2 separate regions of the Homo sapiens genome follow, and region 1 is linked to region 2. Evidence: chromatin loops called from intact Hi-C (ENCODE). Cell type or tissue: PC-3. All regions are shown on one strand. Links, peaks and the distances in the headings refer to the core of each region. The heading gives the core; the rest is flanking DNA.

Region 1 (11,898 bases), core at 2,373-10,372, 54 kb before region 2:
GCTATTGACAACGATTTCTGCTAGATAAGTGTTCTCTCGGGTCGTGTCCCTGACTAACCTGAGCTTACGACCTACCCAGAAAGGTTAGAGAGATATACCAGAACCAGAGTGATAGATTGCCCATAGAAAGCAAGCAAGAGTTGGACACAAAGTGCTGAATGAGTGATAGAGAATATATGATCTTTGTTGTCCCAGTATCCTGTACTTCCTTTTTTGGTAGCTTTTATTGCAATTGTAATGAAATTAATTATCTGGATGTTATTTAACATCTTGCCTTCACCTTTTCTTTCACCTTCCCTTTCACATCCCCTGGGTGCAGGGTCCTGGCTTGATTTTACTTACCATTGTATTCCCAGAGGAACACAATAGGTTCAGAAGTTCAGAAAAGTGAGCAGTCGCTGTCCATTGTGAGGCTTAACAACCATGACCATTAGGGAAGGCTTCCCAGAGGTACTTCAATTCTAGCAAAGGGAAAGTCCAAAGATTGCTATGGATTAGTCAGGTGGTCCTAAGCCTTGGTCTACACCACAAGACTTCAATGACATACTTTTCAATCTGGGGATCTCCAAACTGTTGTTAGGTCAGGAAATAGTGGATGCCTCACATCCTAGTGTGACTTGGACAGATGGCCAATATAATCTGGCTTAACCTGTTCCTATGTGTGGTCCAGATTAAAGTCACCACAGAAACATATCCAGTTTCCATGGGTTTGGCATGATGGCAGCCTGAACTCTCAAGCAGTTCCCAAACTCTAGTTTGTTAACTGTTGCTTAAATAAGGGATCTGAACATTTGGAAAGTAGCTCCATGCAGCACCATATCTCCGAAATTTCTCACTGTCTTCAATGGAATAGGTCTTTGTCTTTCATTCTTGTATCCAACTCTCCTAGGATTCAAAATAAGATGGCAGTCGACCCTTCTGTGGGATCCATAACTGTAGTACAGTGTGAATGGGAAGGAATCTTCAACCATAAATAGGTTTTTTAACCTTCTCTGCTCCTCCTGGAAAAGAAAGGCAGGCAGCTGGTAGAACATTTCTGCACTGTTCTCAATTAACTTTTGCTTGTTCCCCTCAGTGAGAAGAGAATGAGCCATCTCCACCCAACTGTGCTGTGACTGGAGCACATTAAGATGCACAAATAGCAGCCTAGCCTTTGAGTCTTTCTTTTCATATTTTTGCAGACAGCTTCAGTCCAAATAAGGTTCTTACTCCTCCTGAGATAATTCCTAACATTTCTAAATGGGTTTCAAATTCCCCACCAGTTCCACTATCAGTAATGAGCACCATATTTCACAAATGGGCCCGTGAGTTGTGCAGATGCACATTTTGTAACTGTATTCGGTTTCATTTTGAAATATTTTCAGGAACTCTGGAAAATAAATTATTTAGAAATGGAGGGGATAAACACCACATTACAATTATAAAGTGAATATGGAGGACTAAGAAAAATTAAAATAAAAACACTCACTAGCAACATTCTAGAGTTATTTTACTCTCCTCTGCCTTGGAATATTATGCATTTTGTTCTACTCAGGTGATTTTTGAGCTGCATTTTAAAAATTACTTTGAGTCTTGAATATGTTCTGTGGTGATAGAAGTTTGCCTTTGAGGGTGAACTTTAAATTTAGGGGGCTGCCCAAAGGACAGAAATAGCCCAATGAATAAGGTAGATGATTATGGTAGATGATATCAATTTAGTTGAAAAAAATAAATGGAAATGGAAAAGATTTTCTCCAAATGGATTTTACGTTGCAGCATGTGAAGGCTAATAAATACCGTAATCTCTGAAAATGACTCTTTTAAGAGGTTGACTCTAGATTGGCATGCTTTTTTCTTTTCTCATAGAGGCTATATGTATTGTGTTTTTATTTGTCCTCTCATTTACCTGGAATTATGTACCTAAATAGTGCAGCTGGAGCTGGATCTCACAAGCATCCTGGAATTCTGGTCCACTTCAAACAAGTATTTGATTACATCAAATGTAGTTAATTAAGATAATTACATTGTGCTTTTCCTCAGAAGAATACTAGAAGAAAATAAAAAACAGAAAAAACCTCCTGTATTAATAAATTAAATATTTGAAATGCTTCTGGAAGTGTTAAATTATCTTCAGGTGGGCAAACTTGTTCTAAATTCAAGCCCAGGTGGTACCTTACATTTTTTGGGGGGCGGAGGGGCGCTTCTCCTAGAGCATGGATTCAATTAAAGTTGCCTGACAGTGAAAAATCAACCTATTCTAAGATGCAGGCGAAGCTTTCTTCCATAGCAAAAGCACTGTTCTGCTTCTTGGCTTCAGTCATTGCTTTGTTTGCACTTTTTTTCCCTAAGTTCACACTTAAGGCACATTTTAATGCCTGTGACCACCACCTATTTCCTGTTATTGTGTTTCTTATGATAGGCTGCCCTCCTTGGAACTCTTATCTTCTCATCATCTCTGAGTCCTTTTAGTTGAGGTGAATTTGCCAGAGGCAGGGAAAACTGAACGAGCTCTGTTCATATTTGAATGGGAACCACACCATAGTATACTAAAATAAAGCATGACTATCCAATGTGTTTACCACTTTTGTTGTGGTTTTATTGTTGTGTTGTTTTAACTGTGAGCCCGAATTGGAACTTTTTAAAATTTCAGACTTCTATTTTTCCCCTTTGTCTTTTTTTTTTTTAAATCTCCAAGCTTGGACCTTAATTTGTCAACAGATCTCTTTCACATTATTTTTGGCTAAAGGCAGAAAGAAATTGTGTTGAAAAATATTATGAGAATACCTCTCCTGCTAAGTTTTGAGCCCAATATATATAGTAGACTCCAGAGGTTTGGATTATTCAGTTAAGATTGAATAAAACATCCAATGTTTTAGATTATCTGCTTAATTAAATCCCAACGCTGAACTGCTAGAGGTTTTCTTATCTAGAATGAACTAAGTGAATATTACAGAGTGACCTAAGTTGTAGGCAAGTGAGCTACTGCTTATATGTGAAGGGAATCCAAAACCCAATTGGTATGTCTTCATAACATGGCTAAGGACAAGTTGAGTTTATGTACATTTCTAAGGCCAATAGACGGTTTGCAGGACACTTGTTTCTGACATGATTAATATATGAAACGTGTCTGAATTAATCTGATTATTTTACCAAGCTATATTTATTTCAAGATGAATTATTTAAAAAACCTATTTAACTGGTAAAAACTTGGATTCTTAAGCTCGGAGGAACAAGCAATTTAAAAAATTTCTCAGCATATGAACAATGGTAGCAATTAATTTAATAAACAGTTTCTGAGAATCTACTCTATATTAGATGCTGTGATAGGCATTAATGATAGTGGAAGCAGAAAGACAATATTCCTCCCTTCAAAGAGCTCTGTCTAATCAGAGAGACAGCCAAGTAAATACACATTTTTAATTTAAATGTGCTATGAGCTTTAACACAATTATGTAGAAAGCTCTGTGGGGGCAACGAGGTTGCACATCTAATATTGTAGGTGACACTTTACATGAACTACTCAGTGGTTGCAAGATGTACACTAAATCCAGAAGGAAGAGTAAGAATTTCCTACAAGATGAGAGGCTAAAAGGAAGTAAAAGGGAATTAATTTCAGAAATGACATCATATGCTAGATGACAAACTAGAAAACCAAAGGCTGTTATTTATGTATCTTCACATTATATTTTATCTGTATTACACTGTATGGCATATTATACAACATAGATTATCTGTGCCTTAGTTTTTTAAGTGTAAAATTGGTATAATGATAGGTTTTTCTGAAGACTAAATATATTAGTACATATGAAACACTTAGGAAAGTGCTAAGAATACAGCAAATTAATATATATTAACTATTATATTAGCTATTATTTTCATGTTTATCCGTTCCCACTGATAATGCATAGCAAAAGCACAGGGTGGTTGATCAATGTATTCACTTATTCAGGAATATTTATTGAGCATGTACTATGTGCCAGATACTGGGGATTCCAAAGTAAAAAGACCATAACCTCCCCTCACAGTGCTTAAAATTCCAATACTGAGATGAAAGAAAGTAAATCATCACACAAACAGCGGTGTAAATTTAGAGACTAATAGACATTGAAAGAGCAGGAAAATGCTTGAAGGTGGGCAGGAGACGCTTCACTTGTTGTCATTGTTGGATTCCTCCTGAGAGACACAGTAACCTAAATGTTAAAATGAAGACAGCCCTATAAAGGCCTGAGGTAGGAAAAAGTTTGGTATGTCCCAGAAATAGCCAGGAGGCCACTGGGATTGGAAGACAGATAATGAGAGGAAGAGAAATAGTAGATAAGGCTGGAGAGACAGGCAGGGGCTAGATCACATAGGGCTAGATAGGGGAGGTAAGAAACTTGGATTTCATTTCAAGTGTAATGGAAAGTCCCTTCCAAATGAATAAGATCTAAGAGGCACAGTCAGTCAGTCTTTCAAAAACTTCTTCACTTACCTCACCGTGTCATCAAGCCCCCAATATAACTTGCCTGAACTGTTGGTTTCTTCATATTTTTCCATTCCCCTTCAAAGGGCAAAGCCATCGTGTTACCAGGAAACCATGGAGGAAATGTCCCAGGTGCCCCATTAAGCTTCACAGTTAAAAAAGTGAAAAAGACAATTCTTGATCTCAAGAAGCTCATGGCCCAGAGGGATAAATAGACACATAGGAGACATGAAGCCATGGAGTCGTGAGTGTGGCGATTGAGACAAGCATAGAGAGAGTGCTGGGGGAGCCTAAGGGAGCTCCACGTTACTCAGGGCGCTGGCCTAGGCCTTCTGAAGAAAGTGGTGAGTATGAGTTAGTAGGCAAAGACAACTGCATGGGAGAAAGTGGCAAGGTGCAGGTTTTCCAGGCAAGGTGAGCAATCCTGAGGGAGAGTCCGGAAGCCAGAAAGCACAGTGCTTTCTTGAGAAGGAAGGGAATTCAGCATGACTTGAATTGGAGCCCAGTGCCTTAATTTAATTCAAATTTTGGTGCTGCTTCTACTCCTTCACATTTTTCTTAACCTTCCTTTCTTCTGGATCCATACTGCTTTGTTTGGCCATTACTGACATGGTTATCAATCTAATCTTTAATAACAATGATTTTTGGCAAGATACTGACTCTGAATATTGATCTGCTCACATGTAAAATGGGTTACAAATTCGTATATCACGGTGAGGTTGTGAAAATTAAATCCACATCTCACAGTGTGGGTTAATAAGTAATCCACACCTCATGGGGATGGACACTAGCAGAGCAGCTGGCATACAGAAAGGGATCAATGCAGATTCATCTAGTTCGATTCCTCAGTTGTTTTTAAGAGAATGCTCAAATTCCACAAACCTCTAATACTTTCTATTATAGTACTTACTAAAGATCTTCTCATTCTTTCTAAATTTTCCTCAAGCTCTCTGTACTGTTTTACTACTCTTGTCCACATTTGTCTATCCTTCCTTTATCAAAATGGATTCACTGGCTATTTTTTGAAAGCACTCATCTCTTGCTTTGAAACCTTCTCTCAGGCTTACAAGTCTTCTTTACAATACTTGCAAAGCATTTACTTCTTCATTATCCTATACAGCTAGTCTTCTATCATGTAGGATAGGAAGAGAAATTGTGACTTCTTTCAGAATATAGCTTTTGAAAATATTTCACTTAATAAAATAACTGTGATAAACCTTTCTTTTTCTAAAAAAAAGACTGAGATAGGTTTAGAATTTTTCTATTTTTCTCCATTATCTTAGCATTTTTGATGATTCAAATGAATGCCGCTAGAGATTTTTTCCTATCCCCATTTTTTTTGCATCAGATCTTTGAGGAAATGAAAAATAGAATGGGGATAAACTTCGGTCCAAGTTTACTGAACAAATACCTATGACATGACTGTTATGTTCACACCCTCTATGAATCTTTGTGGTTGAAGGCTTAGTGTCGAATTTCCCAGTGTTCTGGAAAGCTTAGGCAGATGAGGTACAAGTTGTATGCCAGGACCGTCAGAGAATCTATTTATTTGGACACTGGCTAAGATAGGCTAGCTGGCATCTATATCATAGATGAAAACCAAGGTATCACTAAATTTAATAACACACCCCAAGCAAGTTCTTGTATGCTCATGATCTCATTTTGCCAGCTGTTTCCTTCTATCCCATTTGGCACCAAGATTTTTAAAGACACATTTTGTTCCAGACCTTAAGGGATAACTGCTGGCAGTAAATTTTTCATATATAAAATTCTTTTGTCCACTAAAATAGTTGCTCCTTGTTCAGCTTTCTTACTGCCAGTGTGAATGGAAGATATTTGACTCTGGATATAAAGGGCATGTAGTCTTTTCCTCTACTTCACTATCAGAAGGTGAGCCCATGATATACAAGAGAGGAAAACTAAAATTCCACACAAGGTACTAGTGAGTCACATTGAGCAGCAGCACACATTCTATCTTACCCCTCCTTTGGTTCTTTGGGATCTAAAGCGTCATTTTTTTCACCTCATTTTAGGGAGCTGGTTTGGATTAAAGTCACATACAAACTGAGCCATCTCCAACATCTACATCAGGAAGTAACTCTAACTCAAGATAGAGGTCACTGGAGGGGCAACAGGTTTGTATTGCTTATTCTGGCTTCTCTTTTCGTGTACTGGAGATCATTTGGAAGAGCTACCAGTGACTGACCCTTTATAAGCATTATATTTTGAAATAAAAGCGATTGCTTGCTCATTAGCACTTCCCTTGATGAAGTATACAAGTGTCAGGTAAAACAAACTGAATCCTGCTCATGATGGATTGGAATGGACATTCCATTGGGAGATATCTGAGCCAAAACCACAAGGCTTTGGCTCCTAGTTGCTCATGAAGCTTCTAATTGACTTTCATACCACTTGCCAATTATTGCTCTTAAGAACAGTCCTTGAAGTAGAACTTTGATGGGCTTGTGCATTTCTAATGCTGAAATTCATTTGATCTGTAGTGTCTCATGGATTTTACCCACCAAATTCATTTAGAAGCATTATGTGCTATTTAATGGGAGATTATATTTGAAGAGTTAATATAATATGAAAATCTAAATAATTCACCATCTGTAAAAATGATCACTTAACTACACCTTTTGAAAGGCATTAGAATACAATATTTACAAAAGTATATTTTTCAGATTTAGGATGTTTTTGTGTATTAAGTAAATTGTAAAAAAATCTATTGATAGTTACACTGATTTTAAGATTACTCATTGTAAAGCTTTAAAGTATGAAGTATATTTAAGTATCAAAAGTCTTATTAAAATTATCTTCATTTCTTGCATGGAAATATGTTCAATTCTCCGTATTTTAAAAGGAAAAAAATAGACAAATGGGCATATTGGTCAAAAAATTAGAAATAAATACTCATTTTTAATGTATTCGAATTTGTGAAAGGTTTATTCCACTGACCATATCTTCCTGAAATTTTAGAGAAATGAATTCAAAAGGTTTTCTATGCATGTTTGTGGCTTCGTAAGTAGGAATGCTATCCAGCAGACATTTATTTAAAAAGCTATCTATAATTATGAGAGCAATCTGACTCATTTCTTCTGCTGGCAGACTGAATCAGAGACTACTTTTGGACTAACGTCAAGCAGTTATATAGAATATTTTGTAAAAGTCAGATAAGTAGTAATGTTCTGCATTTTTCATCCCATTTATATATAAATAAAACATGATTATATAAATTGCTGAAATAAAGATTGTAGCTATTTCTTTACTCAAAGTACTCTGGATATGTTTGTGAATAAAGAACAAAGGAACATTAATCATAGACTATGAGAAAATATGTTTCAATTGTCTTTATCTATATTCATTCACTGACTGAATACATTTTTCACACTGGAGAAATGCACAGATGATTAAGCCCAGGGCTTAAATACATATAGGGCATTCTAGAAAAATTCACCAATGTTAAAGCTATGGTCCTTAATTTCAAGTTGCTTTAAAAACTAATTTAATGTGTTATTTTCTTAGAAATTTATATCTTTATTATAGAAATTTTAAATAATACATGTAGACTAAAGAGGAAAACATTATCAATCCCCTTCATCACTCATGTTATGCAGATTTTCAGTCTTTCAGATGTAGGCATCTATCTTTAAAATGTCTTTGTTATAGCTTAAGGATTACTTCCCGGAGAGACCTTAATTATCTAATTAGGTTTGGCCTATTAGAATAGAAATCTCATTATGCATTACATTCTGTAAGTTTTTGGTGTACTTTTAAATTTTTCTCTCTCACACCATAAAGAAAAACTCCACGAGCTGGGACTGTATGTTTTCTATTTATTATTTTATTCTCAGTATCTTGTATAGCAGTTCACATAAATGTATGTCCAATTATTTCTTCCACAAAGAATTATCAAGTGTTTTTAATTGGCATAAAAAAGAAAGGAAACAAAAACAAACGAAAATACCAGAAAACCCTCAGGTTAATAGTTGATATACTGCATTACAATTCTAGAATCATACCTTTTTATACTGTTGAATATTTTCACATATAAACATGATCTGTCTTTTTATAAACATGGTCTTTCTATTTACTCAATGCATTTTTCATCCCTCCATAAAGTTAATTTTCTTCATCTAAGTCCTACACATTTCTACTTACGTATTTCGTCTCTTGTTGCTACTTGCTATGGTCTGAATGCTTGTGTCCCTCCAAAATTCATGTTGAAATCTAATCTCCAATGTTGGTATTAAGAGGTGGGGGGGTCTTTGGGAGGGTACTAGGTCATGAGGGCAGAACCTTCATGAATGGGATTAGTGTTCTTACAAAAGAGGACTGAGGGAGCTTGTTTTTCTCTTCTGATATGTGAGAAAACATGGTGTAACTTTTCCTCTAGGACTTTATGTTTTTAATTATTCTTTTCCTTGAAGTACTTTTGACACCTTAGACAGAAAAATGAACTAAGACTGCTGGCCATGATGGCTCACAACATACCTGAATCCCGGCACTTTCGGAGGCCGAGGTGGGTGGATCACTTGAGCCCAGGAGTTTGAGACCAGCCTGGGTAACACAGGAAAACCCTGTCACTACAAAAAAGACGTATTGTCATCAGACAATACATCTGCTGACACCTTGATCTTGGACTTCCCAGCCACCAGAACTGCGAGCAATAGATTGCTGTTGTTTATATATTACTCAGTCTAAGGCATGTTGTTATACAAGCTCGATTGAACTAAGGCACTACTTTTATCAGGACTATTTGCCATTAAATTTTTAGAACAATTTTTAAATAAATTAGCATAAAAAATTCACTTCTATGCAATTTTTTGTTGGTCGCTAATCTCTTTAGTTATTTATGAAAGTTTTTCAATGGGTTCTCTTGAGTTTTCCTGGCAGCACATAATATAATACGCACATGATGATACTTTTTATCACCTTCTTTCAAATATTTATGTGACCTTTATTTTTCCTGATTCTGCATTGGCCAGCATATTGTGAGTAATTTAAGGTAAGAGTGAGTATAGTGATGGTCCTTGTCTTTTTCATACTTCAATGGCATCATTCCTTGGATTCTATTTTTAAGAAAAATAGTTCTGCTGCTTTGAGACAGATTTTAAAAATCATGTTCAGAAATTTTTAAAATTTGTTTACTAATAGTTTTTATGAGAAAATATTACATTTTCTCAGTGGCTTATTCTGTGAAATCTGTGAAGATGATCTTCTAGAGTTTTTTCTTTTGATTTTGTTACTATTTTCAAAATTAGGTTAGTGTATTGAATTATCTTTTTATTCCTCGAATACATTCTCCTCTTTTGCTATTATGATTAAAAATATTTTATTACTTTCTATTGGCTGACATTATGTTTGTGTTTTTTGTATCTATTTTCTTAGGGCAAACTGTCATAGAGTTCCCTCAGTGAGGGTTGTTATAAGCATTTTGCTGGATTCGAGTAACATGAGGCAGTACATAACTTGTCTGAGAAGCTTAAAGCTCTTGTTTCCTTCATTGTCATTTAGTTCACTCTCTGCCCACGTGTTATACACTTACGTTTCTTCTAATTTCAGCTCCTAAATACTTAATACCTCTTTAAAAATTCTCCTTGCTGCCTTTTGATCTTAATTGACTAGAAAACAACTTTCATATTTAGTTTAGTCTAAATCAGATTTATAGAAACTTCATCAAAAAGCAATAAACCCATATTAACAAAATAAAAAATACAAGAAGGTTCTAAAAACATTGAAAAATACTGTCTGAAAGTGGTGAGTATAATCAAAATTGGATTAATGTCTTTATGCTGCCATTTATTAGCCTTGAGACATTGGGAAAATTATTTAACCTATTACCTCAGTTTGCATATTTGCAAAATGTTACTTAACAGTGCCTAGTTATAGTTGTGCTGTGAGGTTTAAATGAGATAAGGAATATAAAGCGTGTAGCAAAGTGCTTGGTACATGGGAACCACTCTGGAGAAGTTAACTCATATTACTATACCTGGACTAAATATATTTGCTGGTTTGTTTTTTAATTACTGTATCAATAAGAAGAAAAACAGAACTGGTATAGAAAAAAATAAACTATGTAATTCAATGTTATAAAGCCAACTAATTAAGAATAAATTGTGGCAGATAATAGAATTATATATAGAACATAAGCTCCAAGATAAAGATTCAAATTATTTACAGATAATTACATTTAAATAATCAATGTCAAATTTTCCACTTATATGTGTTGTGTGTATATTATTGTACTCTGAAATATAAATTTGGCATTTCTGACAAGATTTTGTTGTTCTTAACTTTTTAAGGCTGAAGGCATTTTAATATCGCTATTTTTAATTTTTTAACTTAAAGATTTTCATAAAAATTGGTTACTATAAAGTTGTATTAGCTAATTTACAATGTATTGTATTATTGACACAAATTTTTAGACTTTGCTGTTAAATTATGAGTGTATTGCCATCTAGCCAGGCTAACATTTTATAATTTTCTCTAAAATTATAATGACAGCCAGTAACATGGTTATGTTCATTCTTAATAAATTAATGATGCTGAAGAGTCAAGATTGAGAGTGCAACCAAAAACCAATAAGTTTTATATTAATAAATGACACACAGGGTCTTAGAAAAAGAGGTATCATAACTTTCATTTGGAAAAATAGATTTAAAAACATATTTACTAAAATCTTGCTTTACTGGGGGTGAAAAGAATCAGAGATTTCCAAAAGTAAAATCAGTATTTATATACCCACATGCTTACAATAATCTAGATCAATATATTTCTATCTTTAATGTGTAACGTTTCCCCCAGGACTTTATATTTTTTTTATTATTTTGCTTGAAGTGTTTTTATGGCTTAAATAGAAAAATGAGCTAAGACTGTTGGGTGCAGTGGCTTTCACCTATAATCCTAACATTTTGGGAGGCCAAGGCAGGTGAATCACTTGAGCCCAGGAGATCAAGACCAGCCTGGGCAACATGCGAAACCCTGTATCTACAAAAAATTTAAAAAATTAGCTGGGTGTAGTGACCCATGCCTGTAGTCTCAGGTACTTGAGAGGCTGAAGTGGGAGGATCACCTGAGCCTGGGGAAGTTGAGACTGTAGTGAGCCATGACTGCGCCACTGCATTCCAGCCTGGTGACAGGCGTGAAGAGTGAGAGCTGTCTCCAAAGAAAAGAAAAGAAAAGAACTAAAGAAAAAGGAACCAAGACTTTAAAAAGATACACATAGATGTTTTCAAACTGTGGGTTTACTAAGATGAAAGACTGCTTAAACCTTTTCTAAGAACAATTTGGTTATTTGTTCATTTCCTAATTGCATATATTTGCCCAAATAAGACCCAAGAAACGCCCTGTGCCACTACCGCTCCATCTATAACAACGCTTCTTGTCAATTAAATGACTTTTTCCAAACTGATGTTTGCTTATTCTTTCCTTTATTTATTGTCATTTAATACTTT
Region 2 (11,898 bases), core at 2,561-10,560:
CCTTTCAAAAACTGGAGAATATGATTATTTCAAATCATCTAATGGGTAAAATAAATATTACCACTTAAAATTGATCACTAAGCTGCTGTTAATCAATGGTCCCTATTTTTAACGAGTCTATACTGCTCAATGTTGTGAGTTAGGAAAAAAATTGTTATTTTAGAAAAACAAAATATATACTTGAACTTTCTCAGGTGTTCCAGTTTTTTAAAGTTTGAAACAGAATCATATCTTGCCATTTCATCTCAACTCTTCATCAGATGAACAGATATCTAAGATTAAACACTTCTAAAGCATATTCTGTGATTCTTCAGAAAGTAAACCTAGAGTTTTGTGCTTAGGAAATGATACTTGTATCATTTATTCTTTAAAATTGAGATATTTCTCCACTGCCATTAGAGCACTTATTTGTATTGTGAAAGAAATTCCCTTTCTACTTCAAAGATACCTAGTACCTTATTTTAAAACTAAAATGCTAGTTTACTGATACTGTCACTTAGCTTACTTCCTTAGAATACTAAAATTCAGGTTGGTCATTTGGGACTAGTTGTATTAGCTCATTTCTCTTATGAACAATCAGGAGCCACTTTAAATCTTATTACTCCTTACCATAAATCTTTTTTTTTGAGTCTACTTTTTATTATCACCAAACACAAGCAGTGTTAGATAATATCTGTGATAAAAGTCATCTTGTGCAAAAAATTATGCTCTAAGTTCTGAAAAATTGATACAGTTACTGTTGAGTTGTAATAAAATAGGGAGGTGTCTTAGCAGTTTCTAAATGTCTTCTTTAATAAGGAATTGTATTCTCTGCGGAAAGTAACAGAAAGTAATTTGGAGAACACTCAGGTATGCGGGTTGATTCTCCCAACACATGTATCCAGAACTATGTTTCATTTTGGGAGTGAATTTGTAATGAACTGGAAGCATTGATTCTGACTGTGGGTGTAGTTTATGTCCATAAATCTTTTAACTCACTAGGACCCAATGTGAGTTCTGAGATCTACATTAGCTTAGTATTTATGAACTGTTTAGGGAAAGTCCTTGTCTTGCATCCTGAGTGTCTGTGAATGTCATCCAATTTAGAAGGCACACCTAAAACCAAGAAACAATCAAATGACTGATTTTTTTCCTCCACTCACTGTGACTAAGAGGGAGTGTTTCATCCTCACAATAAGAGGAAATCTCATTTCTTTGGAAAAGATTTTCAGTGTTATCTCTACTCCGTTGCTTAAGGAGAAATTACAATGGCAACTTTTGTTTTAAAAATCAGGATGATTTAATGTTATGAAGAATTGTCCCCCCCCCCTTTTTTTTTAGATGTTTGAGTCAATGTTAAGGGCAGATTTACTTTAAATAGCAACGTGACCAGCAAAGCTTGAAAAGTTCTCAGCAATGTGTCCATAGAGTGTTTATAAAGGCTGTTTTCAGTTTCACCTTCCTGCTCCACTGCAGAGTGACAATTTGTGACTAATTGCTTTCACTATCTAAATGTACTGACATGGCTTTCCTTTTTTTTTAAACTCAAAGAAGTTTGATTACTTTTATCTTTCTCAAGACTCAAAAAGAAGTATGTTCAAATGTTGGATGCGTAACAAGTAGGAATTGTTCTTGCTGAATTAATAGATTAAAGAATCTATGACATCATAAGCAATTTCCCAATTGGGTGAGTTTTATGCCAAAGTGATAACACATAACAATTTTTTATAGTAATATGATTTTTTTTCAAAATGAATCAGACCAACATCAATTATTGACATATTTATAAATAAACAAAAATAGTTTTGCCTGATTCGACCATGGTGAAATTTGTCAAATAGAATAAACTCTACCTATTGTTATAAGTAGGGTTATATTTGTGGTGAGGAATTTAAAACAGAAAGAGAGAAAAAAATATGTAGCCAAGTAAAGATAAAGTGAACTCCAGGAAAAGTAACATAATGAAAAAAGTAATTCAACATTGTAAATTATTAATAGTGACAGCTTATTATGTATCCCTGTAGAAAAATACATGGGGAACACAGGAAAATCCACTGGTTAGTTAGATTAAAAATAACATGGCAAAACACCATCTCTACAAAAAATACCAAAACTAGCCAGGCATGGTGGTGCACACCTGTAGTCTCAGCTACTGGGGAGGACGAGCAATTGCTTGAGCCTGGGAGATGGAGATTGCAATGAGCTGAGATCGCGCCACTGCACTCTAGCCTGGGTGACAGAGTAAAACTTTGTCTCAAAACAAACAAAGAAACAAAGAAACAAAAAGCACAAAACAAAAACCAACCAGACCACTTGTGTGTGTTATGTGAATTATGTGACTGAAATTTTCACTTTGAACAAGTTGTGCTAATATGGTGAAAACACAGACTACCTCTTGTGCTTACACTTGATTAAAAAAGAAAATGAGCACAGAAATATTTGTGTATTATATTCTATTTCCCTCTCCTCCTTTACATCTTTTTTCTTTGTTTTTTTGTTTGCTTATTTCATGAGTATTACCAAAAAAAGAGGAAAAGTTAGGTGTGCCTTAGAACCATTGAAGAAAGAAGAGAGGAGAACCAGAAAGCAGAACATAATCCTTAAGGAGGATTTCCTAAATTACCAAATTGTCCTACAAATTTGTTAAATCAAGTTTAGCCTAAAGCTGCCTCCTTACGTGTTTAAGTTCGACCTAAAGTTTATTCTGTACATGGTGAACTATAACAAGTGGAGATGTAACCCACTGTAGCCTACACCTGTGCCAGTCACTGAGTTTTGGCCAATCAAATGTAGCCAACCCTTAGAAACACGTTCAAATAAGGCAAATGCTGAGCTGTAACCAATCCAGCTGTTTCTGTACCTCATTTTCCTTTTGCTGTCCATAAATCTTCTTCCACCATGTCGCTGCACTGGAGTCTCTCTGAATCTGCTGTGATTCTGGGGGCTGACCCATCTACAAATAGTTCATTGCTCAATTAGACGCCTTTAAATTTAATTCAGCTGAAGTTTTTCTTTTATCAAAACTCTTTGCTCTATCTTTATTGTTTTACAACTTCCATAAGGAAAAGAAAAGAGGGGAAAAATGGAGGCCTGTCTGGTGTTTCCTTTTGCAAAGAGAGTTAGGAATGCTGCCCACAGGAATAAGGTGATAGGTTTAGTGCCTCGTGGAATTTTGTTTTTGCTCAACTATAAAGCCGGCTGAAAACAATATATCTTTCTATATTATTAGTAAATGCTCAGAAGTTCACTTGATTTTTATTTACTAGGCAGTTACTTATGTAAACATGTTACAAAAAGTAGCACAGTTTTAATAGGGAGTCCAGGAATGAGAAAAATCTGAGTTCTAAGCCCTGTTCTCCCACTGGGTATCTGCTAGAGATTGAGACCCTTGTACATCGTTGGTGAGAATTTAAAAATGTAACTTGAATATCTTTTGTTTGCCAACCAGGACTCACTAAAGGCAATGCTACATTGCAACTAATATAAATATAGCTAATGGAAAGTAAAATTATTCAAATACTATGAGCACTTTTAAATTTTAAAAGAAGATGTATTTGCCACACATTTTTTGCTCCTACAAGCAGTATCAGAAAATTGTATCCAGTTTATCTGAATCCTAGTAACACTGAAATCTAAAAACTTTTAAGCCTAAAGATAAACCTTGTTCAAGAAAACTGATGCCATTAATAATTTTAATTTATTTTTAATTTTAGTTGCTTTATTGAAGTATAATTGAAATACACAGAACTAGACATATTTAGTGCATACATCTAATGAGTTTGAACATGTGCCAAACTCATGATGCCATCACCACCGTTGAGGCAATACACATATCACTACAAAGAGAATAATATACCTAGGAAGACAACTTACAAGGGATGTGAAGGACCTTTTCAAAGAGAACTACAAACAACTGCTCAAGGAAATAAGAGAGGACACAAAAAAATGGGAAAACACTCACGCTCATGGATAGGAAGAATCAATATTGTGAAAATGGCCATACTGCCCAAAGTAATTTATAGATTCAATGCTCTCCCCACCAAGCTACCATTGACTTTCTTCACAGAATTAGAAAAAGACTACTTTAAATTTCATATGGAACCAAAAAAGAGCCCATATAGCCAAGATAATCCTAAGCAAAAAGAACAAAGCTGGAGGCGTTACGCTACCTAACTTCAAACTATACTAGAAGGCTACAGTAACCAAAACAGCATGGTACTAGTATCAAAACAGATATATAGACCAATGGAACAGAAGAGAGGCCTCAGAAATAATGCCACACATCTACAACCATCTGATCTTTGACAAACCTGACAAAAACAAGCCATGAGGAAAGGATCTATTTAATACATGATGTTGGGAAAACTGGCTAGCCATATGCAGAAAGCGGAAACTGGACCCCTTCCTTACCCCTTACACAAACATTAACTCAAGATGGATTAAAGACTTAAACGTTAGACCTAAAACCATAAAAACCCTAGAAGAAAACCTAGGCATTACCATTCAGGACATAGGCATGGGCAAGGACTTCATGTCTAAAACACCAAAAGCAATGGCAACAAAAGCCAAAATTGACAAATGGGATCTAATTAAACTAAAGAGCTTCTGCACAGCAAAAGAAACTATCATTAGAGTGAACAGGCAACCTACAGAATGGGAGAAAATTTTTGCAATCTACTCATCTGACAAAGGGCTAATATCCAGAATCTACAAGGAACTGAAACAAATTTACAAGAAAAAAACAAACAACCCCATCAAAAAGTGGGCAAAGGATATGAACAGACACTTCTCAAAAGAAGACATTTATGCAGCCAACAAACATGAAAAAACGGTCATCATCACTGGTCATTAGAGAAATGCAAATCAAAACCACAATGAGATACCATTTCACTCCAGTTAGAAGGGCAATCATTAAAAAGACAAGAAACAACAGATGCTGGAGAGGATGTGGAGAAATAGGAATACTTTTGTGCTGCTGGTAGGAGTATAAATTAATTTAACCATTGTGGAAGACAGTGTGGTGATTCCTCAAGGATCTAGAAGCAGAAATACCATTTGACCCAGCAATCTAATTTCTGGGTATATACCCAAAGGATTAGAAATCATTCTACTGTAAAGACATATATGCACACATACGTTTATTGCAGCACTGTTCACAATAGCAAAGACTTGGAACCAACCCAAATGCACATCAATGACAGACTGGATAAAGAAAATGTGGCACATATATACCATGGAATACTATGTAGCCTTGAAAAAGGATGAGTTTATTTCCTTTGCAGGGACATGGATAAAACTGGAAACCACCATTCTCAGCAAACTAACATAAGAACAGAAAACCAAACACTGCATGTTGTCACTCATAAGTGAGAGTTGAACAATGAGAACACATGGACACAGAGAGGTGAACATCACACACCAGGGCCTGTAAGGGGATCGGGGCTAGGGGAGGGATAGCATTAGGAGAAATACTTAATGTAGATGATAGGTTGATGGGTGCAGCAAACCACCATGGCATGTGTATACCTATGCCTGCACATTCTGCACATGTTTCCCAGAACTTAAAGTATAATAATAAAAAAAAATGTAATAGAGAAGAAAAATAAATAAAAATCTAAAAAAAAAAAAAGAATATGGGATCACAGATCGCAATGAAATGAATGGGATGAAATTCTCTCTGTCATAGCACTTGAGGACGAATCCACCAGTGGATTCCATCCAAAAGGCTCTGAAACAACAAGGGACTTAGTGCAGGCTGTGGTCCTTGGCTCCTTGGATAGTAGGCATTCAATGACCAAGCCACTTTCATTTTTGATGTTATGCAATTAGATATTAAAATGAAAAAGAAGTTATCTTTTGAAAACACTACTTTTAACAGCATGTGGCATACCATTTGCTATCTTAATTCCATAATTTCAAATTGTAGTTTTCAATTAGGGTCTGCCAATCATTTCCAGCCTCCTTTTGGGATTTCAAGGAGCTTATGTTCTAACGTGGTATTTTGTGTGGATAGCAGAATAAACTAAGTGTGGATGGGTTGGTCCAGTTGTTAAGGACATGGGTGCTAATGAGACCCAGGGGGTGGGTTTGGCCTCTGCCTGCAAGCGGAACAGTAGATGGTACTTTTGTTCCATGGCCACAGGCTACAGGCACAACTAAATGGTTATCTCCCAGATGCTTTTACCCACAAAGGGATGAGGTGAGAAGGTGTAGATTAATCATGAAACCCCTTCATCGCTCCTGGGAAAGCAGAAATCCTAGTATGGATCAAGACATGCATATGAGCAACAATGAATTTTAAATTCCAAAACTGAGGGTACTGTAAGTTCACTGTATTGAAAGTTGCTGATGGAGTCCAGAGTCTGTTAGAACATAAAAAGCATGTGGTTTGTATTTTAGAGACATAAGACAGTGCATTTAGTCTGCATATCTGAACACTTTTTCCTTAGAGATTTTCCCTGTTAAATGGGACATTTGACATGGTAGAACAGCATGTGCAGGCAAAGCACATTCAGAACTTCATTGTTTTGAATTGGCTATAACAAAGCACAAAGTTCTTTCTAGGCACTCCAGCATAGCTCTTTCCAAGTCTGGGCTCCAAAAGGGATAGATTAAACAGGAAGGGTACCATGTAATGCTAATTCAGTCTTATCTAATTCAGTTCAGTAAAAATCTCAGTATTTTTGGTGTTCAATATACCAGGTAGACATTGTGGAAAACGGAAAGGCAAGTAAGACATCACTCATGACTTCCAGAGGTTTATATTATTGTAAGGGAGGTGGACATGGATGAATTAAAGGTCCTAGAAAGCAGACTCTGAGAACAATGGAAATACAGGTACAAGGGCAATGAGGGCTCAGGAGAGACCACATGATCGATTCCAACTGGGGAAACCACAGAGAGCATCCTGGAAAAGTTACAAAACTTTAAAGAATGAGTGGACTTAAGTATGCTCAGTTACTCTGTTTAATCTATGTATTATTTATTTATTCTTCCATTGATTTATTGAACAAATACTTTGGGATTCCTACTATGTAACAGTTATGTTGGTAGGAGCTACACAAGTGGATCATGGAATCTGGAGTTGAAGACAGACATTATTCAAATGATCACATGACTTACTATGAGCTGATCTGTGTTCTGAGGAAAAATAATTGACTATGTAAAATATAACAGAGGAAAGAGGCTTAGACCAGGGTTTGGGGAATGCCTGACATGAAACTTGACCTGAGATATGAAAAATAAATAGATGTCAATTGGTGATAAACGGGGTTGGGCCCACAGTTCCGGTAAGAGGAAGGGCATGAGTATCATTGACTTCATGATGCAAGCTGGTGAGAATGATCATTTTATCAGAGACTGTTTGCTGTGCAGAGAGAGAGACTGCACGTGTTAAAAGCACATTTTCTGGAGCCAGATTGCCTGGATTCCAATCCCAGCTCCACCACTCACCAGCTGTGTAACCTTGGGCACTTCGCTTCTCATTTCTAGGCTTCATTCCCTCACTGTAAATGGGGTAAGTGTAAGACTTATCTCAGAGAGTTACAGTGTAGATAGTATACATTCATAATGATAAAATAATATATTACTGATTAACTAGATTAATATACAATGTTAATATAATAATATTTAGGATTAAATGTATTAATTCATTATTCATTAAAATTATTTCCTGACATAAATCTTATAAATTGTATATTATAGAAAAAATAGTAAATATGTAATAGAATATTAGAATCATATATATGAGAATAATAATAGACATTATTATTATTATACCCATGAGTCTAAGTTGAAAACTCTGAATTTTCTGATTTAATAAGTCTGTATTTGGCCATATATTTCTTTCCCTTCTATAACATCTTTTCAATTCTCCAAACAACTAGGATCTCTGGGTGTTCTTTTGCCTCTTTTTCTAAAAACAATCATTTATAGGACATCTCATTCTGACTCATCAAATAAAGTCACTGAAATATGACATTCTTACTTAGTGGGTGGAAACAAAGGGATTTTTAAGAGAAGCAACATTTTTTCAGCATGTTTTATGAGTGCAAATCATAGCATAGTAAAATGATGCAATCCTCCGTGTTTTGTTTTCCACAATAAACTTTCTTTCTCCTAATAGTTAAGATCGTATATATTTTTCAGATTTACCCATCTCAAGATCAGTAATGCATGATTTTATTACACCCATAATTTTACCCTCATGTGCTGACATATACAAATTTATTTTGGTGGCATGTTCTTAATTTCTGGAGCTGCCATGCCATTTTCTTGACTAGTTTTATTTTGGTTTTGACTAATCTCTTATAATTTTGAAAAATAGAGCACTTTATTTTATGGTTTATATTTTTAATAATCATAACTCTCTTTTCTTCGGTTAACAATTCCCCCAGGTTTAAATTAATTCCTGTCCATTTACCCTCCATTGAAGCATAGCATTACATGAATTTATGTTACAGCAGCATACGTGGTGCCGAATACATAAAACATATAAAATATAATCACACACACACACACACACACACACACACACATATATATATGTATACATATACATATATTTTTTAATTTATTTCATTTTTGCCTAGGCTGGACTGCACTGGGGCTATCGTGGCTCACTGCAACCTCTGCTGTCCGGGTTCAAGCGATTCTCCTGCCTCAGCCACTCGAGTAGCTGGGATTACAGACACCCACCACCACACCCAGCTAATTTTTGTATTTTTAGTAGAGACGGGGTTCCACCAGGTTGGCCAGGCTGGTCTTGAACTCCTGATCTCGGGTGATCCGCCCACCTCGGCCTCCCAAAGTGCTGAGATTATAGGTGTGAGCCACCATGCCCAGCTACATATATATGTTTTTGCCTTTCCAATTAGATAACAAATCTTTGAGGGTGGGAGCCAGGCTTGTGATTTTTCTAGTATTGTTCCAGAGTATCCTGCGCTGGGCTCAGCACAAAACAGTTGCTCCATAAAGTCTAGTTGGATTTAATTGAAGTACTTCTGTAGCAAAACTTTGCAGCACTTACTTTGGGGCAGCTTTCTCAGCTGGTAAGTATCAATGAAAACTTAAATGACTGTGAAATAAATTATCTTAAATGTAAAAGTCAAAAATAAAAATCAATTACTTTTCTATTTTGTTCAATGGTTTTTATGGAAAATATAGGCTTGCCTATCCTCACCTACTAAGTTGTCATACAACAATATATCTGAATAAATAAGATTTTCTGGTAACACATTGTATATTTTGAATGAAATTCAGTTACTTGAGTTTTGAAAATGGCTTAAATGGGCTAGAAAGACATAAAACGGTGAGCTGCCTCACTTTTATAGCAGCTGTGTGAGACTATGATTATAAAAACATGCCATGTAAAGGTATCAATCTGCTACAAATTTTCCTGACAGAATTTGTGGAATATTCTTCATTTCCAAGACCATTACCAGAAAATAAAAGCCTGAGATTCAACACTGTCAATCCAATCATCTGGTTAGACTTATACCTTGGTCTAACAGTTTACTGAAAATTACCACCAGGAAAACCCAATCATCTCCAAATAAGTGACATTATTTTACACTAAATTTAGCAAACTAATCTAACTATACATGGGGTGAACACTTAATTGTCTACCTACATTTGCAATACATAAAAAGGCAACAGTTTTCTATATATGTGAAAAATAGTCGCTCTGAGTTCACCAAGCCTTAGGTTATGCTACATAATTTGATTTTTATAACACTATATATCCAGGTATCAAATTTTTCTGATTAAGAAAATGACATAAAATAAAATTTGCTAAAATCAAATTAAACGCCTTTGAGTTTTGCCATTTAGTTTCCAACTAAAGCGTATGCGAATTATTTCTCCACATGTACTTCTATTTCTTAATTACTTCTGCTTCCACTCATATGCTTTTCTTCCTTAGGAAAGGCAGTTTCTTCTTAAAAACTGACTTAGATTCTGAGTGGGGGGCAGTAGAAGCCAGTCCTGTCGTAGAAGATGCCTGACACGGGATGGAGGGTTTGGAGTGCTTTGCATGCCCAGAGGGGCAAAAATATTGAGAAGGGTTGTTGAAAAGAAACACAAGCACCGATGTCATAGGAAGGAGGTCTGACTTTATCTTGCAGGTGATGGGAAGCCGGAGATATAGAAATAACTTTGCTTTAACTTTAAAATTATTTGCTAAAGTATCCATTATTTAAATACAGGCATCATGATTGTTCGTGTGCTATATTAGTTTGAGTCTTGTAAAAGACAAAAAAACTGTAATATTTTAATTTATTTCAGTGTATTTCCATCTTTATTTTTTGAAAAAAAAAAAGAGTAAATCTTACTCCTGCAACTTTTCAGTGTATATCTGTCTTTATTTTTGAAAAAAAAAAAAAAGAGTAAATTTTACTCCTGCAACTTATAGGTAAGCATTTTCCAAAGCGTCATGGTTTTCTAGGGTGTGCCATAATGTAAAGGAAATCACCTTGTATCTAAGTAACATTCTCAGACAAAGTCTGCACTTCCTAAAACCTGGATGCACAGACACTTAGTATAGAATGAAGCTTAATGAGTAAAAACAATAGTACAATCTATCTTGCTTCAGTATTTTGTTTTGCCAGGTGATGTGGTAGGTAAATGAACATATCTTTCTTTGATTGTGCCTGCATAACACATGATACAATGACTATTTGTTACCAGACTTATTTCATTTCAAAATGAGATAATAGATTATTGAATCAAAGCCAGAAAGTCAATCAGGCTAATCTCAGTACCAGACCTGAAACAATTATGTGTCTCTATTGTATAGAAGCTTGTATTTGGCTGATGAATCTATTTTAATCTTTTTAATACTTTATTTGTATTATACTCTTGATTATGGCTATCTTGACAGTAATAAATGACTTCATTAAACAAGTAGCTAATTAAATAAGTACCTAGATACCAATAAACAGCTGAACATAGAAACCAAAGTTGTTTAGCAGAACTTAACTAAAGCTACAATTGAGCGTCATTGTTTCCAGCTACTTGTCAAGCATTAATGACTTTTTTTATATAAACAACTGAGGTGATAATACAGCCATTTTAAGATTGAGGAAAAAATTAACAGAAGTGTTAAATCATCCAGTTGTTGGCACAGCTATCAGAGATGACTGGCGTTTGTACAGAATCTCCATCCTGAAACCATCTTCTAGCTCTTCTTTAACTTGAAGTGTAAAATTTTTTTGAAATTAACCCATAAATTTTCAATTATATTCACTGGTCTTGGGTTACTAACATGTTATTTACTACGTTCTTAAGAAAAAGGATTCACTGATAAGTTATTTTCTTCCTACAACTGTGATTATTTTTCTTTCATAGACACCTCCTCACCATATAATCTATGTCTCTAACTGGAGCCTCAAGACTAAGTTGTTAGCTTGGTTTCTGCCTCAGGTACAAGGCACATTTATTAATTCATTTATGTAATCATTCATGTAATAATTCAATTACATATATACAAAAGCGATAGTGGAGTCTGTATTTCTCATTTTCTCCATTTTTCTTGAAGAAACAAAGAAATAGTAAATCTTTTTTTTTTTTTTGCAAAGAGATCTGGGGTTACAGATTAATAATTACACATCTTCAAAGAGTTTCCACATTGTGGGAAGCCACTAAATAATGAAATTGCAACATAAGTGCAATGGTAGATATAAATATTCAAACTCAGATCTTCTTTCTAACCCCAATTTAACGGGGTATGGTTGTCAGGTTTTTGTTTTAGTGAAAGCAGCTTCTGAGATACACTTTGCTAAGAGTTAATACTCAAAGGGTATGGGGGTGATTAAGTTATTTCTGATGCTGGAGAAAGAATAACAAAGCAGATAATAAAAGGATGTTCATGCTGTTTTCTTGTGGTTGAATTTTATGTTGAACATTAGTGCAGGGATTGGG

The links. Peaks named below come from ENCODE experiments on the same cell type or tissue, not always from the same donor. Only the 100,000 strongest peaks of a DNase experiment are listed, where the experiment ranks them.
Region 1: it touches region 2 in a loop (11-fold over the local background); 3 of 110 quality-filtered maps call a loop at or near these places.

What each region holds. Positions count from the first base shown.
Region 1 is chr4:176,437,423-176,449,320 of GRCh38, forward strand. LOC124900817 (a long non-coding RNA gene) reads left to right here and starts at 5,665. Exons shown (of 4, transcript XR_007058376.1): 1 at 5,665-6,576. In PC-3, for the core only: no CTCF peak of the experiment used is centred there; DNase peaks (open chromatin) are centred at 5,929 and 7,539; H3K4me3 peaks cover 1,154 bases; H3K27ac peaks cover 3,720 bases.
Region 2 is chr4:176,491,730-176,503,627 of GRCh38, forward strand. All of the region lies in intron 2 of LOC124900817 (a long non-coding RNA gene), which reads left to right. Among named protein-coding and RNA genes, the nearest start is that of HAFML, 160 kb to the right of the region's middle. In PC-3, for the core only: no CTCF peak of the experiment used is centred there; DNase peaks (open chromatin) are centred at 7,302 and 7,962; H3K4me3 peaks cover 335 bases; H3K27ac peaks cover 2,977 bases.